2 separate regions of the Mus musculus genome follow, and region 1 is linked to region 2. Evidence: chromatin loops called from intact Hi-C (ENCODE). Cell type or tissue: gastrocnemius. All regions are shown on one strand. Links, peaks and the distances in the headings refer to the core of each region. The heading gives the core; the rest is flanking DNA.

The links. A loop is a pair of places that touch in the nucleus more often than their neighbours do. Peaks named below come from ENCODE experiments on the same cell type or tissue, not always from the same donor. Only the 100,000 strongest peaks of a DNase experiment are listed, where the experiment ranks them.
Region 1: it touches region 2 in a loop (2.8-fold over the local background); 1 of 42 quality-filtered maps calls a loop at or near these places.

Annotation. Positions count from the first base shown.
Region 1 is chr2:112,359,578-112,370,731 of GRCm38, forward strand. Slc12a6 (solute carrier family 12, member 6) reads left to right here. Exons shown (of 25, transcript NM_133649.2): 25 at 839-3,586. The coding sequence ends at 930. Emc4 (ER membrane protein complex subunit 4) reads right to left here and starts at 8,450. Exons shown (of 5, transcript NM_026519.3): 1 at 8,242-8,450; 2 at 7,825-7,939; 3 at 4,575-4,728; 4 at 4,215-4,375; 5 at 3,442-3,777. The coding sequence starts at 8,327. The coding sequence ends at 3,742. In gastrocnemius, for the core only: a CTCF peak has its summit at 5,398 (motif pointing left); no DNase peak of the experiment used is centred there; H3K4me3 peaks cover 33 bases.
Region 2 is chr2:112,234,307-112,241,612 of GRCm38, forward strand. Gm52523 reads right to left here and starts at 5,757. Exons shown (of 2, transcript XM_030252294.1): 1 at 4,939-5,757. The coding sequence starts at 5,639. Lpcat4 (lysophosphatidylcholine acyltransferase 4) reads left to right here and starts at 5,535. Exons shown (of 14, transcript NM_207206.2): 1 at 5,535-5,751; 2 at 7,145-7,287. The coding sequence starts at 5,638. In gastrocnemius, for the core only: no CTCF peak of the experiment used is centred there; DNase peaks (open chromatin) are centred at 5,102, 5,404, 6,139, 6,285 and 1 more place; H3K4me3 peaks cover 2,064 bases; H3K27ac peaks cover 1,784 bases.

The DNA.
Region 1 (11,154 bases), core at 3,406-7,405, 130 kb after region 2:
CTCTTAACTACTGAGACATATCTCCAGCAGTTAAAACTGTTTATATGAGGCATGGTGACTCACACCCTTAATCCTAGCATTGGGGAGGCAGAGGCAGGCAAATCACTGACTTCAGGGCCAGTTTAGTCTACATAATGAGTTTCAGGCCAGCTAGTGTGACACAATAGTGTGGGAGTGGGTGTGCACGAGTGCTCTCAGGACTCATTCCAGGGAACTGAACTCAGGTTGACAGGGTTATACAACAGATGGCTTTCAGCAGTGGGGCCACCTCACTGTTAACTCAGTTTTAAATCACATTTAGAAAATAAATACAGGCTGGGGCTGTCACTCAGTGCTAGAATGTTTGCCTAACATGCATAAGATTCCTGGTTCAGATCCAAGTACTTGGAGCACGGGAACAAATGAGAATGTCTTGTATTAAATACACAAAGGCTCTAGATTCCACGATTATTTCATAAGTTTAAAACTGAATCCAATTCCAGGCTTGGTGGTACAAGCCTATAATCTCAGGAAAATTTACACATGTCTGTCTGGATGCCATAGCTAGTCAAGATCAGCCTGGGCAGTTCAGTGAGGCCCTGTCTCAGGATTGAAAACAATTAAAACCAGAGCCGGTGAAGCAGCCGCACAGAGTAGTGTGTTTGCCTCGCAAGTGCAAGGCCCTAGACTGAATGCACAGCACGGCCGAGTGAATGAGTGCGTGGATATATAGATGATGTTGAGTCAAGTTCAGGCTTTTCCTATTCAGAGCAGGTCTATGATCAAATAAACTTAGATTACTGATGCCAGGTTATAAAGTGCACTACTGATCATCCTATTTCCTTGACAACTTCTGAAGACATGGAATTTCTAGAAGTGCTCACTGAGGGATTAGAACGAGTCCTTCTTGTCCGGGGTGGTGGCAGTGAGGTCATCACCATTTACTCATAATCAGCTGTGGGAGATTCTGCGTGGTCCGACTTCCCTAAGACTCATCGTCCATGGAGATGATAGCTCTTTCCTACCACTCCCACTCTATTCTTGCAGAGCTGAGCCCCATCTATGCTCTTGGCTGCAACATGATCTGCCATCCCAGCAGAAACAAATAATCCCTCAACAGAAGAATGGTCAAGTCCTAAAAGCTATTTCTATGGCAGGAGAAGGCAAGTCAAAATTAACAAGCTAAGCCAAAGGGAACCTTTTGGCACACAGAAGGTAATGAGTTAGTAAAACATATGCTAGAAATGTAACTGGCAACAGAAAGCAATGTTCATATCTAACATTCAGGACGAGTTTCAGAAGACACGGGTCAGTGAGCACCAGAAAGTTAACAGGCAGTTAAGCTTCACCTTAGTAAAAAATGAGTTCCCATTATAGAGACAGCCTGCAGCAGCCAGGATGGAAACAGGATACTGATATATAAAACCTGAGACATAGCTGCAGCCACTACTTCTTCCTCATGGTTTATTGTCTGTACTGTACCACTGTACATTTTAACTGTCTTTGTTTTAAAACCCATTCTGTGGTTATAATGCAGACAGTAGTGTTACTATAGAAATGTTTTTTTGAAAGGCTAGAAATGTTTTTTCAGGTTTTCAAATGCTGAACTAAGGGGATTCCAAAGAGTGCGTATTAAAATATATAGAAACACAGTGGTTAGCTATGCAACATAAAGCACACAAGCTATTATCTTAACAAATGTGGGTTGTTATGTAGTTAACCAGAAGGGTCTCTTCTACTCTTAGTAGGCATTGGTCTTAAAAACCAAACAAACCAAACCTGTAAGGAAGAGACGCCAGGGCTGTGTGATGCCACCTCCAAGGCCCCAGGGTTCAGAGGTTCAGCAGTGGAACTGGGGGTGTGAAAGCCATACCCTTTCCACTGTGCCAAAATCGTCTGCCTACACTGGCAGACAGGTTTGCAGTGGCCTGACACAAGCACCTTTTCTTTCACAAGAAATCCATCTGTGGCCTCTTCACCAAAGCCATAGTGCAGATTTGAGGCACTCGACCTCCATGCCCAGAGCTTTTCCCGTCTCAATATTATTATTATTCATTCTGACTTCGGAAACTTGGCTCTGAAACAAATGGTTCACTAAGCTAATGATCTGCTGTATTGGTTTTGCTTTCAAAAAGCTCTAACTGTGCCAAGGAAATACTTGTGTAAGATCAGATTTTTTTTTTTTTTTTAATTTACTGATCACAAACACTTGGCTTACCAGCATAGGCAGCCTTTGTGGCTGAGCAGTATTCCCAGGGTGTGAAACCTCCATACCCTTTCCAAGATAGTTACTGAAGAAACTGTCTTCTTGCTTAGATTCACGGCTGCTTTTACATTTCCTTTCACTGACAGTAAATTGTGCCACTCTCCATACCCTGTAGGACAATGAACACCCAGAATTCAACCCAAGACAGAAGAAAACCCTCAAATATGGCTTAAGAAGCTGAGTCATATGGTTTGTTCTTCCTCCTCCCAGGCCCACTTGAGTAGCAAAGGATCCAGCATGTTTTCCTTTGCTTCCTGCAGAGGGTAGAAACTACTCGTAGTTCTCTTTCCAACACTCCATTGCATACTTGAGTATAATCCCCTAGGCTCCAAGGCATTGGAGCGCCCATTCTGTAAAAGCCAGCCTGCCCAGGAACTGCCTAACACATCCACCCCTGACCAAAGTGACACATACTTTTTCCATATCAAACAAACATGGGAAGAGAATAAGGTTTCTTTAAGAAAGGCTGTTTGTGGTTAGAGCTACATAAGAATCTGTTAAAGGGTAGAGTATAGTCTTCATTCCCCAAGATAAAAATCACTGTTACATGGACAAATGGTTATTAGGCCAGATTTGTACTCATCTCTGTCTAGAACATTTCATGTCTATGTGTTGCTTATGTTGTCTGTCTGCAAAGTGTCTTAGCTCTTTTAATCACTGCAAATAAAGCAATACTGAAAACTTGAGAGAGAAAATGCACCTTAGGGGAAGGGGCCAAATGTTTCTAGAGGGAAGAGGAAGACCTTCTCCTGCCTTCTTATAAGACCCAGCTTGTGTCTTACCCATGAGTTTATTAGCAGGGCAGGCTGTAACATTCGTTCTCCCCCAACTGGTCCTCAGCCTTCCGTAGCTACCTTAAAAGCTGGAGTTTGAATTGCAGGGCCTGGTTGACAGGTGCCAGCTTCCTCGTGGCAGAGCAAAAGCTGCTGCTTTTCATATTCTGTTGCCTCCTTTTCTTGTGGCCCCAAGGATCCCACCAATCCTCATTCCCCCTAAATGTTAAAAGAAAATTCCTTATTGTGGATATTAAGTTACACTGTAAGCATATTTACATGCTCTTTTTCCCCCCTGGTTTTTCTTTTCATCATGTATAATTTGAATCCAGTGATAGTCTCACATCTTCCAAAAAAGTCTGCTTATGTGATATAGAAGAGAAATATTAAAGTAGACTGAAGGGGAACTTGTGAAACATTAAGCATTGTTCTCAACCGTTTAATTTATTGAAAGGAGAAGCTGCTACTGAGCAGCTGCTATTCTTTTGTTTACATAGAGTCTGGTTTTGTTTGTTTTGCTCTGTGCTGGGAACATAAATAAAGTTTTCTACATTATTTTCAGTCATAAGTTGTGCTGTAGTTTCTTTTCTGCTGTAACATGCTGCACACTGGCCTCACCACAGGAGGCTCTTCTCCACATGCATGACTGTTTTAAGGGAGGATATTTAGGAGTCAACAGCTTAAAATGCAGATGAGGTCCATATGCATGGTGCTTTCTGGGGGTCACAGAAGTAAGCCTCCTCCACTGAACTCCATTCTCTAAAAAAAGAAACAGTAAAGAGGTCAATGGCAAACAACTTCTTAGTTACTTTATCACAAGCTCTGCTGTACATGACCTTGTAACTGCCAAATGCCTGTAAACTTCCAAACCTGTGTTGTTACTTAAGAAATGAACACGTGGGCTAGTGAGAGTGCTCAGAGGGTAAGGGCACTTGCTGCCAAGCCTGATGACCTGAATTCAGTTCCCAAAACCCATATATTCAGTCGGAAGTTGTGCTATCGTTTGTTTGTTTGGGTTTTTTTTGCCAGCTAACTTGCAGCACCAAGTTCTCTGACCTCCAAAACACACACACACACGGGCATGCAATAAAAAATGTAAAAGCTTTAAATAAAGCAGCCCTCAATACCAACATCCAATGAGCTCACTAGCTGTTCACTGCAGACTCTGTTTGCCTGAAATTTAACTTTAACCATACCTCAGGGGGCTCAATAAAGGCTAGCCAGTCTGATGCATGTGTAGGCAACAGTCCCATGGACTGGCACTTGTAAACTGCCAATGCCAAACCCATCAGGTTCCCAATGAGATAGACCAAGCCTTGAAGAAACTTCTGACTTGAACTCTCCAGCATCTTGAAAGCTGTTGGGATTAACAGACATTGTCAACACCATTTTCCTCCCAATATGAAACCTAGAATTTAAACATACAGCCCCAAAATAAGATTATAAATGGTACGACGACTACCACTACCAAAATACCCTCTAGCTAAAAATATGCCAAAGAATTGGCCTTCATTCCTTAGCACCCAGGGAAGGAGTATTATTTTCTGAATACTTACTGGCTGAAATGGCCATAAGTGCTTGAATGGGTCGCCAGGCCATCATACACACCATCATAGTAGGGAAGATGGAAATGGTGTTGCCTGCCATGTACATGATGAAGAGGTTCATGGGAATCTGCTTGAGGGGACCCAAGGCGATGTCCCAGCAGCGCTAAAATAAACACACGGTTTAGACCTCTAATCACTCCCCTTCAGTCTCTCGTGTACTGTACAACTGATCTTAAGTCATGTGAACAGAAGCTTCAGTTCTCTGCTAGACTGAACTGGCTTTTCAGCTCCTCTTTAGGTTGCTACAAGTTGCTCTACTACTCTACCCCTGTGCTTTTTCCCTATATAAACTTTCTGGGGCCTTTTGTTTTTCAGGATCATTCCTCTGTGTAGATCTGGCTGTCCTGGAACTCCCTCTTTAAACCAGGCTGGCTTCAAACTCAGAAATCTGCCTGCCTCTGCCTCCCAAGTACTGAAATTAAAGGTGCGTGCTACCACTGCCCAGCAAGTTTTGAGAAATTTAAAATCTTTTTGTTACTTGAGACAAGGTCTTGGTATGTCCAGGTTGACCTCTAAATTGAGACCTTTTTTAACATCCCCCAAAACTAATAGGATTGTAGATATGCACCACCACACCTGGCTAAAATTCCATGATCTTAAGAACATGTGAGAAGACTCAGCATCTACTTCATGAAAGTCAGGGAAAGGGGCTGGCGAGATGGCTCAGCGGGTAGGAGCACTGACTGCTCTTCCAAAGGTCCTGAGTTCAAATCCCAGAAAGCACATGGTGGCTCACAACCACCCATATTGAGATCTGACGCCCTCTTCTGGTGTGTCTGAAGGCAGCAACATTGTATAATAAGTAAATCTTGGAGAAAAAAAAAAAGAAAGAAATTTAAGCAGGGTGTGGTGGTGCACGCCTTTAATCCCAGCACTAGGGAGGCAGAGGCAGGCAGATTTCTGAGTTCGAGGCCAGCCTGGGCTACAGAGTGAGTTCCAGGACAGCCAGGGCTATACAGAGAAACCCTGTCTTGAAAAATCAAAAACAAAAACAAAAAAGTCAGGAAAAGAACAAACTAAAGGATTTTGAGAAGAAAACAAAAATGAGAGCTCATCAAAAATAAAATTTTCTTTTTGCAAGATTATAAATTCAATTCTGGTAAGCCTGGAGGGGAGAAGGACAACTCTTCCATGTCCAGAGAGAAGGCACGCAGCTTTACAGACCCTCCAGGCGTCACACTCACCAGTTTAGAAACTTGTGGACTATTTGAAAGTTTCGGAAATGGATACATTCCTAGAGACATGACTTAACAAATTGCATAAGGAAAAACAGTTGCATGGCAATTAGCAAAGCTGACCCTATAATTAAGCCCAGATCACTTTCTTGGCAAATTCTAACTATTTAAAGCTAAAAATACAAGTCTTACACAAACTCCTTTGGCAGAAAACAAAACTAAAAATTCTACAAATCTTGTTAATACCCAAACCCTAAAAGACTATTATGAGATATGTATGTATGCATGTGTATTTTTGTATATATACAAAATAAAAAGTTATAATACTTATGAATCTAAATGAAAAATCCTAACAAGGCACTGGAGAAGTGACTTAGTGTTTAAAAGTACTCGTTGCTTATTCAAGGGGACCAATGTTTGGTTCCTAGCACCCACATGGTGGCTCACAATGATCCACAACTCTAGAGCTGGGGGATCCAATACCTTCTTCTAACCTGAGAGCTCTAGGCATAATATATATGTGCAGACAAAACACTGATATGCGTAAAATAAACCTAAAAGAAAATAAGTTTAATCCTAACAAAGTATGAAATATATAAATCTATGTAAAAATAACCATAACTATTTTGATTATTCACATTAAAACTCAACCATATTTGTAAATAACTTTCTGTAGAATACAGCAGTTATACAAGTATTTTATGATATGCTTTTAAAAATCATATCATTTAATAATTTGTAATCATAATTTGATATACCAAGATAAAACATTACAGGATAATACTTATCCAAGAATGACTAATGACTGTGTGTGTCATTTTCATACTGTAACAACTGAATGTATGTATTCCATGGAATCAAAATTATTCGGCAAAACTAAGGCTGCAAGGGAAGCATAAACGCAAGAAGATACCAAGCACCCTCTGCACACTGGGACTCGTGCTGTGACAGTCCTGTAAAACAGCTACTAAGGCAGATGCTAAATAACATAAGCCATGTGATATGTTCATAACATATAAATCAAACAGTGTGGCACATGGAAAGGCTTGACTCTGTAATATTAGAGAGACCCCAAAGGAGGGACTTAGCAAGTTATGAAGGAATCCTGAGGAAGAGCATTCTAAGACTAGAGAACAAACACAAAAAGCAGGGAAGGGGGATTTGTCTGGTATCCTTACAGAGCAGCAAGGGAATCATTATGAAAGAGTAAACAAATGTAAAAATAGTAGACAGGGCACAGTAGCTACAAGGAGTCTGACTGGTACAAGCAGAGTTATGTCTAATACTAAAAAGACGTTTGGTGTGTACGCGGAATGAACATGGAATTTTAGACTGATTTTGAGTAGGGATGGTCTGGCATGTTTTAAAGGGATCATTTTTGATGGCTGTGTTTGGAGACTGCAAAGAGGACAAGGTAGGACATAACAAGACCCATTAGAACTCCATACAGAGAAGGATACTGAGAATTTGAGAAGGGGAGACTTGAATATAGGATCTCAGGGGTTTATTTGCAGGTATACACAAAGCGCACCTCTTTAGACCTAGAAAACGTGGTAATGCTGGAAACATCTTTAGTTCACACAATTATGCAAAGCCATAGTGGTACCTAATGTGTAGAGATCAGGAGTACTAAACATCTTAAAGTAAGTACCCAGCATAATTCTCCCCAACAACAACAAAAATGTACTTAGCCCCAAAGAGAAAACAGAGAAAACAGTGCTGAGGTTGAGAAAGCATGATTTTAAATAGAGGGATGGAGGGATAGGTGGTAGATGGTTAGTCTACGGCTGGTGATGTAACAGTTGAAGGCAGTGAGAAATGATAGCAGGATTGGGATGTTTTCAGGGTAAAAGTGACACAGTATCCTAACACACCGAAATTATGTCAGGGAACATATACGTAAGATACTGTACCATGGATCTTAAGCAATGTGTCTTAATGACCGGCTGCTTTACCTCCACTCCAGAGAGTAAGGCGAAACAGGGCTGGCCTACACGCTACGGTAACGTCTAATACCTCTGTACCTTCTCCACCAGGATCCGGTCGGTCTCTTGCACGCTGGTATCAGGCACTTGCTTGTCCAAGTAACCGACTGGATAGAGGGAGTCTCCCTGTCCACTGCCCCGGTCACTTCGGCCCCTAAAGAACCAAACCAAATCAAGAGACTAAAACTGCGGGTTTCCAGCCCTATCAATCACAGGAAAAAGAACCTCAGATGTAGCTACCCAAATTAGACCCTCTCGTGCGTTCGTCAGTTCTCTCTGCCTATTGGGAAAACTAAAAGATCCTGGGGAAAAATACCTTCCACAGCACAGAAGCTCCTTGGGTAACATCTATGTGCTACCCACTCGTGTCGGAGACTTAGACGAGGCCCAGGTCCGCTGGATCTCGGGCCGTTCTAGGGTAAGGATCAGATACCGAGCTTCACTCGAGAGACTCACCTGCTGCCTCCTCCCGGCCCACTCAGCTCAATGGCCCATTTGAACCGCCGGCCTCGGTTGGCCACTAGGCCCCCCTGGGTCGTCATGACAGCGGCCGCTGGCTAAAAGTACCCACACCCTCCGGCCGCTTGCGTTCTGCAGGTAAGAACTAGCTGCAACTGCAAGCTCTCCGACTTCCTCGCGTTCGCCGCAGTGCACTTCCGGCGCATAATTGAACGTCACACGATCACCGGAAACTTCCTGTCGGGAATACAGAAGAAAGAATGCGTGAATTTAGAAAATCCGCAGACATCCAGAAGAGCAGCTTTCTGAAACCTCCCTGCGAGTACACCTCTCACTTGTGCTCTGTCTCTCAGGTGTGCGCCATCGTGCTGGAGTGAAGTCCGAAAAGACAAGAACTGAAGCCAAGAAGAGCACGAAATTGAAATGTTGTTTTAATCCTGGGGTTATCCGGAATTGGGTGACCTTGAGCGAATTATTCAACCTCTGAGTACTCCGTGTCCACATATCGCAGGAGCTATGTATTTGTCTTGTTGTTGTTCTTGTTTAAATGGTTTTCCCCCATTTAACTCGCAAACTAACCCACCGAGGTAGACTCTGGGAATGGAAAGATAAGCTGAGTTCAGGATTTATCTGGTCTCCTTTTAAGTCCTTTCATTACTTACTGTGCCACCTCGTCTAAATTAAATTCATTGCTCCACCTGCCTCATGCAAAACGATGGATAATCGCCTAATTTTGACCTGTTGTGGGATTAAATAGGACCTATAACCTAGACCTAACTTTTTTTTATCATTAAGCGTTATCATTCCTAGAAAGGAGTTTAATATTCAATGGCTCATCTGTATTGTAATTTAGTCTATTACTGGAAAAATGTTTCCTCCCTCTCACCCCTTTTATAATTCAGTGTTAGTGTGAAAATCACTTGGGACATCTGTTCCTATTGTACTAGGAGTGGAATTGCTACATCTAAGAGTATGTACATTTTTAAAGAATTACTATTTTAAATGCCTACTTTTAAATTATCAGTTCAAATACAGTAGTTTTGTTTATTTCTTCTATTTACCTTTATTACTGTTATTCCCAAATTGTTTGTTATGGCTGTAGTTTTGAGGAAAGGACTACTGTGACAGTATGGTTGAGGATCTGGCTGAAGAATACCTCCTTAGCCAACTTAAGTTTTAAGAGATAATCTCTTAGAGATGACGGTGATCTGCACACATTGAAGATTCCCACCTCCACATCATTTTCCAGTTTTGTAGTTCTATGTGCAGAGAAGAGAAGGCTGTGTATGACATACAGTGTAGCAGAGTGGCGGAGGGTGTGAGATTTTACCAGCTATTCAGAACACTGCAACCTAAGACATTAGTCTAGAATTTTCCATTTAAAGTTTGTAGAACACAAGTGAAGCTAGGAGAGCTACGTGCAGATAATCTAAGCCACGAAAAGCAAAACTGATGATTGAAAAGTTGTAATTAAATAAGTTGTCATTAAATGTGCCACGGTAGAAATAAGTTAGAATTATACATATGTAAAACAAAATATAAAATAGGTTATCTATCACAAATGTTAATATGTGTTAAGTAATAGTTTTCAGGTAACGTCTAATTTTTAGGGCACTCGTGTGCTAATAAATTTTTAATGAGCATATTTTAAAAACAAACTTGTTTGATAAAATCGCATTTTTCTACTTAAAGTATTTCCTCGTTATATGAAACTTTAAACTATAAATCTCAGTTACTCTGTCCTCAAGGAGTCAGCCAGGAAGTGTATTCCTTCACCCCGAGAATCTTAAATGTCATTTGCTAAGTTGTATCTCAGGAAGACGAAGCCATTGGAACGAGATGCTCACATCTGCGGTATTTTCAGTACTGTTAGTATAATGTGATAAGCTATTTACAAAGATGACAACAGGCAGATATGGCTGCACTGGCATGTCAAACCACAAAGTGGCTGCCAGCATACATGTGTTTTTCATGACTGGGTGCCACAAGACCACCCCTCTTCACATACTCCAAGGAGCTGAGCACTGAGGTGACCAGCTCTTCAGTGCCTGCACGTGGGATATGTTCTGCTAACTGGGCTGCCGACCAAGTGCCAGCCCAGTGTGGGGATACACAGGGGGCCTCCACCCAATCAGAGGAGAAGGGGACGGGGACAGGGACAGTGAGTGGGATGTAAAATGAATAAATAACAAAAGTTGAGCACTGCCCCCAGCCCCAGCCTCAGCATGCCTGGCTTTCTCAGCCAGTGATGCCTTCCAAGCCCTGCACATTGAGTCCTTCTCCAGCTTCCTCCAAAGTTTTCAGAAGTGATGAAACCACGGGATTCTGGACGCAGTGCCAATGAGCAAGCTGTGCAATCAAGGGCCCCACGCCCATCCCCTGGAGGCCCATCCCCCGGTTAGAAAGATTTAACTGTCAAATGGTTACTAGAGAATTGCTTTTAGTTTTCTTTCCTTATCTGAAGTTAGGTTTTTGTTTTCTTTTTAAATCTATTTATTTTATACAAGGTCCCACTATGTACCCCTGGCTGGCTTTAAATTCAGAGATTAGCCTGCCTCTATCTCCTAAAATTAAAGATATGTGGTATGATCAGGGCCTTTTTTGTTTTTTGTTTTTGTTTTTCTGTCTTACAACTCCTTCAGTATCCAATAGAATGTAGGAGACTACTTTATGCATGTGGGAATGCTTCAGGAGAAAAATGAAGGGCATCTCCACAAACTTCACTTGCTCATTTTCCTTGTCACTTTTTTTTGTTTGATTGTTTATTTGTTTGTATTTTATTTTATGTTTTAAACAGGGTTTCACATAGTTCAGACAGCCTCAAAGTCATCATGTAGCCAATTGATAGCCTTGAACTCTTGATCTTCCAGCCTCTGCCTTCAAGTGTTGGGATTATAGTCCTGCACCACT
Region 2 (7,306 bases), core at 3,307-7,306:
TGTTCTCTCTATTGTCTAATTATTGGCTTTTCCAGCATTTATTGACAAGGCACAGAATCAATGGTGAGCACTGTTTACACGAATTTAAGATAGGAGATTCTTAACATAAGCATTACAATGCCTGTACTGACTGACACCAGATAGTGGGACAGAGAAATCAGCATTTCAGTCCTCCATGGGTGCACAATATCATTAAACCTACAAGGGAGGGAAGGGAAGACTAACCAAAACTAAGGATGTCTGAAAGTCACTAAGAAACCTGCATATGGCCTAGTTAGATATCAATGAGAGGAGAGGCCCTTGGTCCTGTGAAGGCTCTATGCCCCAGTGTGGGGGAATGCCAGGGCCAGGAAGCAGGAGTGGGTGGGTTGGTGAGCAGGGGGAGGGGGAAGAGGAAAGGGATAGGGGGATAATGTTTTTGGAGGGGAAACCAGAAACAGGGATAACACTTGAAATGTAAATAAAGAAAATGTCCAATTAAAAAAAAAAAAAAAAATATATATATATATATATATATATATATATATAAAAGAAACCTGCTACTTTGTAAGCTAACTGAAATAAACATGCTTTAACAAAAAGAGTTTGAGCGGTAGTGGCGCAAGCACTTGGGAGGCAGAGGCAGGTGGATCTCTGTGAAGTCAAGGCCAGCCTGGTCTGCAGGACATCCAGGGCTACATAGAGAAACACTGTCTCAAAAGAAAAAAAAAAAAAAAAAGCAAGAGTTGGGAGTTGGAATAGAAGCACCACACATGGGTGAATGATGCTATTTCCCAAAAATCATTAAGACCTTATTATGGAAGGAAGACATCGAACACTTGAACCATACGAAAACTGAGTTGGAAACTCACTACCTGCTGGCAGTGTTCATTCACAGTGCTAGAGTGTGTGGAATGGGCTGCTGGGGGAAGGAAATGTTTCCATGGTCTTACCTAGTCATGAACCCTGTGCACTGATACAATAGTGGTGGCATGCCTGTGTGAGGGACAACTGACTGTATTCCGATTGGATTTGTAGTCCTCTCTGGTGGGGAATACATGCCTAGCACTAGAACTCTGGTCAGAAACCTACACCTAGGAGTGATCATAGGCCCTGGGAGAATTGATCTGTTTGTTGTTGTTTTGTGGTTTGTTTGTTTGTTTGTAGATGGACACATAGCCAAACTGTATATCATTGAAAGTTAACTGCATGTATGCTTAATTTTTAGAGTAATTTGTATATTAATATATGTGCTCTATGAAGGGGATTCTCAAGTTTAATAAAGCTTCCTGAACTGGCTAGTTTATGTTTAAAAGATTAAGTGCAGAGGGCTGGAGAGAGGGATCAATGATTAAAAACCCTTGCTGCTCTTGGAGAGGACTCAGGCTCAGTTACCAACACCCATGTGGTGATTCCCACCCACCCAGAAATCCAGCTCTGGGGAACCTGATGCCTCTCCCTACCTCCTCAGGCACCAAGCACGCACACGGTCCACTCACATATATGCAGGCAAAAATGAATTCATGTAGAATAAAAATTTTATAAAAATCCAAAAATAATAGTAAGGCTATAAAAATCAAATGATGTTTATGCATTTGTGAACTGCTTTAACTCAAAAAAATGAGATTATAAAAACAGTGGAATTAGGCTGGATGGTGGTGGTGCATGCCTTTAATCCTAGCATGAAGGCAGAGGCAGGTGGATCTCTGGGAGTTTGAGGCCAGCTTGGTCTACAGAATGAATTCCATGACAGAGAAACCCTATCTTAAAATAATAACAACAACAACAATAATGATGATGATGATGATGATGATGGCCGGGCGGTGGTGGAGCACGCCTTTAATCCCAGCACTTGGGAGGCAGAGACAGGCGGATTTCTGAGTTCGAGGCCAGCCTGGTCTACAAAGTGAGGTCCAGGACAGCCAAGACTATACAGAGAAACCCTGTCTCGAAAAACCAAAAAAAAAAAAAAAAAAAAAGAAAAGAAAATAATAATAATAATGTTGAGGCCTGCTCCCCCAGCATAGCTGCAGCCATTTTGTTTCATACCTGCCAGTCATTTCATTGTTACTGAGACAGAAAAAGAGCTTGACTCACAGCAGGGTCAAGCTGACGACACACCCTCTTATGTTGTGAGGTTGTTTTTAATCTTAAGAAATTCCACCACCGGGCTGGTGAGATGGCTCAGTGGGTTAGAGCACCCGACTGCTCTTCCGAAGGTCCAGAGTTCAAATCCCAGCAACCACATGGTGGCTCACAACCATCCGTAACAAGATCTGACTCCCTCTTCTGGAGTGTCTGAAGACAGCTACAGTGTACTTACATATAATAAATAAATAAATCTTAAAAAAAAAAAAAAAAAAAAAAAAAAAAGAAATTCCACCACCATAAGGTCCACTTAGGACCCATCAGGATGAAGGGCAGTGAGAACTGTTCTGTGTAGCTGGCCAAGGCTGCTTGAGTCAGAGCTGACCACAGGCTGTGCTTTCTGAACCTGACAGGAGCTCACGGTGGTTTGAGCCTGTATAAACTGGCTCTGAGAGATGTCCAAGGCCACAGTCAGCTCCTAAGTCTGGTCTGTGGCCCCAACGACTCAGTCTTTTGGTGTGCATTCAATAAACCACCCCTATTTAACTGAGATGGGTGTCTGGTTTGTGTGGCAAGTCCCAGACTCCAACAAGTAACAGCAACAAAAAGAGTGGAACTACTTTGAAAGATGTGTGTTATCTAAAACCTGATTTCTGGAGCTGGGCAGTGGTGGCACACACCTTTAATCCCAGCACTTGGGAGGCAGAGGCAGGTGGATTTCTGAGTTCAAGGCCAGCCTGGTCTACAGAGTGAGTTCCAGGACAGCCAGGGCTATACAGAGAAACCCTGTCTCAAACAAAACAAAACAAAACAAAACAAAAACCTGACTTCTTTTAAGTAAGAGAGAATAGAATAGAATCTTCGCTAAGATTAACTTTTTTAAAAAACTATTTTAGGGGCTGGTGAGATGGCTCAGTGGGTAAGAGCACCCGACTGCTCTTCCGAAGGTCCAGAGTTCGAATCCCAGCAACCACATGGTGGCTCACAACCATCCCTAACAAGATCTGACTCCCTCTTCTGGTGTGTCTGAGGACAGCTACAGTGTACTTACATATAATAAATAAATAAATATTAAAAAAAAAAAAAAACTATTTTAGGCCAGATGTGATGACACATACCAGAAATTTGATAAATTGGGAAACAGGTCTCAAATTCAAGAATTCAAGGCCAGCCTGGACTATACAGACTGACTGAGTCTCCTCTCCCCCTCCCCTTCCTCCTCTCTCTCTCTCTCTCTCTCTCTCTCTCCTCTCTCTCTCTCTCTCTCTCTCTCTCTCTCTCTCTCTCTCTCTCTCACACACACACACACACACACACACACACACAGAAAAAATAAAAGTCTTAGTCTTCATGGACTGCTGCAACAAAGTATAATAAACTAGGAAGGAGGCCAATCCCTCTCACAGTTCCAGAGCCTAGACAGTATAAGACCAAGGTGTCCACAGATTTGGTGTGTGGCAAAATCAGCTTCCTGCCTTGAAGACTAGGGGATCTGGCTATGGGCTCATATAACCTTTTTACACAGGAGTTATCAGAAGGCTCCTCCCTCTCCCCCTCCCCCCTCCCCTCCCTCCTCGCCCCTTGTAAGTATACTGTGATCATAAGGGTCTTGGCTAGTGTCGCTTAGTCCTCAAAGTCAGTTTGAATGGGATTAGAGATCATCATAGAGACATACTCTGGGCATGTCTCTAAGGGTGTTTCCAGAAGGGTTTAACTGCAGAAACGTTCGCTAAGACACACCCAGAAAGTAGCTAGCAACATTCCATAGGCTGGGACCCATAAATAAAAGGGGATTAAAACTGAGCTGAGCTCTAGCACTCCTTCCTCTCTGCTTCAGTGTGACCAGCCACCTCACACTCCCTCTCCCTGCCTTTCCTGACATGATAGGCTGTAACCCTCGCTGTGACTCACAACCCTGCCTTTCTTAAATTGCTTGTCAGGTACTTTGCCACAAGGAGACACATTTCCCCAAGGTCTAACCAAGTAACCATCACCTGGGAATGAGGACTTCAACACGTGAAGGGGGGAGGGGAGCCACATACAAACTTTCAGATGTCGCAGATGTAAATCTCAACTAGTGTGCATTACTTTTATTCCCCTGACCCTGCCAGCTGCTCCTTTTCTTGTGGATACAATCAATGGTGTAAGTGATAAAGTTGTAGGAAGCTGAGGCAGAATCTAGACAGAAGTGTCTTCTGGCTCCCTACCTAACCCCACCCCACCCCACCCCACCCCCACCCCCCGCAATGTCCTCTTTCTCCCGCTCCTATCTCCTGGATTTTATTTCTTAAAATTCTCAAATCAGATTTGTAGGATGACCCGTCCCATAGAGTGTCCCATAGAGTTGTTTGCCACTGCCAACAAATCTGATGACCTGAGTTCGATTCTTGAGACCCAGAAAGTAGAAAAAGAGAACATCCCTGCAAGTTGTCCTATGACCTACACGTCCTCGTCACTTTCATCCTGGGCTCCGAAAATATCCCAAGTTAACGAACAACTCAATTTGTCTCGAAAAACAAAATAAAAGAGAGAGGGGAGGGTATGGGGGGGGGGGGCAAACATCCTTAGCTCTTTCCCTCGTTTTCTTGCTTCAACACCCATTCAGTTTTTACCTTTCAGTAAGAGAAGGAAGACAAGGTGAATTGAACTCAGCTTATTTTCATAAATAACGACTCTTACCTCCTTCCCTGTGCACTACATATTTGATAGTGTTAGCAGCTATGGGTTTCAAAGTCCACTCAATTCCCCAGTGCCCCATCAGTTAGGCTGTAGTACAGTGTGTTTTTAGAGCATTAGGGTTTTGCAGGTGACAGGAACTTAGGTGACCTCCATATTCCACAGGGAGACCAGTAGAGAAGCTAAGATTGCTACCTCTCCCGAGCCGGGCTTTGCCGTACTGGGGGACGTACACCCGCTAAGAATCGAGGGATGCAAGCGCGCGGGTGACGGTGGTCCACGCAGCCCGGCACGCTCGGACGCCAAGAGCTGCGACGCGCAGTACGGCCGCGAGAGGGCGCGGGCTCCATTATGGCGGCACGCCGACCGGGAAGGAAAGCGGTGGTCCGCCCCGGAGATGGGGAAAGTGGGGCCGAGGAGCGGCGGGACCAGGGGCGCCCAGCCTCCTTCCGCAGCTGCCGGCCTCGGCAACCTGCCCTGACACAGGGCTCCACCCCGTCTGCGCTCGCAGGGTGGCCACAGCATCCGGAAAGTGACCAGGGCGCTCCCCTACGCGCCCACCTCTCTGCCCCGCTTCCAGCCGGAGACCCTGGGAAAGGGGCAGCCAGGTCCTCGGGGCGCCACGCTCCGAATGGCGCGAGGGGCCGCGGAGAACGCGGCTGAACGGGGACGCCGGAGAGCCGCAAGCCCCGCCCCGCGGCCGGCGCCCTGACAACGCGAGCGGCCCGGGCGGCGCCGCCGCTCTCCGCCCCTCGGCCGGCACCAGGCGGGGCTGGGACCAGAGCGCCGCCGCTGCCAGTGCCGCACGAGCCGCGCTGCTCTGCAGAGCCGGACCGGGAGCGGGGCCCGGGCCGGGAGCGGGGGGTCGCGGCCCTCGCTCGACCTTCTCCCACCATGAGCCAGGGAAGTCCTGGGGCCTGGGCCCCCCTGGATCCCACCTCTGGGTCCTCTGCGTCCCCAAACCCGTTCGTGCATGAGTTACACCTCTCCGGCCTCCAGAGGGTTAAGGTAAGGTGTGGGCAGGGGACGTGTGGAAGACTGGTTGGAATGGAGAGACCCAGTGATGAGATGGGCAAGGGGGTGCCAGAGGAGGTGGATGAGAAGCTTGTGGGGAGGGAGTTAGGGGGCGCGCACGTGGGGGCGGCTGGGGGTGGGTAGGCGAGGAGCCTTGGTGAGGACTCCAGCTTAGGCGATAGACGAGCTCACAAGTGAGGAAGAAATGAGTGGGAGAGGGAGCACTGAAGGAGACCCAAGGATAGGAGAGATGGAGGGCACTGGGGAATGCGGATTACATCCTACGGAGGTTGACGGGCTAGGATGGAGCTGAAGGCTACGGAAAGCCCAGGGTGGGGGCAGGGGCGTGCTCAGCGATCGGGGCTTCGACTTAAACGGTTTGGACCCAGAGACTGCGTCCTTGTGCCCTTCCAACACCTCCTCTTTCCGCCACCACCACCCCCCCCCCCCCGTGTCACTGCAGCACCTACTGGTGGGGGCAGGGAGGCTGGGAGGTGGGTTAGCTACAGGAAGTAGAGGGACGCACCACCCTAGGGTAGCCAGGAGGTGGTGTGGGGAGGAAGTGTCCAAGGTTTCTGTTGTGATCACCTCCCGTGAGGTCGGCCCCCGGGGGCTAGGTTTATTTACCTGCTCAATCCTAAGGAAGCCTCTGGAGTCACCCTGGCACTTGGCAACCCTTACCTTGCGGAATAGGGCTGAGTGTTACCGAAGGATTGCTGTTCTGCAGTACTAGGCTAGGGATTGATTGACCCGAGGTTTGAAAAGTGGATCTCTGTGTTTCCAGCCATCTGCTCCTTGGGCCCAAAGTGTTGAAAGCCCTGCACAGGGTTTGTTTGACATAGGAGCTATTTATGGAATGGGATGGGATGTTGGGAAGAACTGTCTCTAACCTACATCAAACACAGTGCTGGACACCTTCCCTGCATTTTCTCATTAAATCCTCTTTTCTTTTTTTCTTTTGGGGGTGGGGAGGTATTGCCCTGTGTAGCCCTGGCTGTCCTAGAACTTGTTCTGTAGAGAAGACTGGCCTGGAACTCACAGAGATCCACCAGACTCTACCTCCTGAGTGCTGGGATTAAATGCTTGGGCCACCCACTCCCAGTCCATTAAATCCTAACATCCATTCCAAGTATCAGATGCGTTATGACAGTAACCTTTGTAGGGGGAGGGGGTCACCTGAGAGTAAGAAAACAAGGCACCTAATGGTATTGATCCCTTGTCCTCCCGGCCTCACTAGCATTTTCATCCCATGTGGACCCCCTGTGCCTCTCCCCTATCACCTACAAGGTGTTAACTAGTTGCCCCTGGGTCAGTCCTTATAGGAGTCGGTAGCTGTGAAATGAGCCTTTCCCGGGCCTAAGGGACATTTTCTCCTGCCCTTCTGCAGTTCTGCCTCCTGGGGGTACTGCTGGCCCCAATCCGAGTACTTCTAGCTTTTATTGTCCTCTTTCTCCTCTGGCCCTTCGCGTGGCTCCAAGTAGCAGGTCTCACTGAAGAGCAGCTTCAGGAACCAATTACAGGATGGAGGAAGTAAGTGGGACCCAACTCC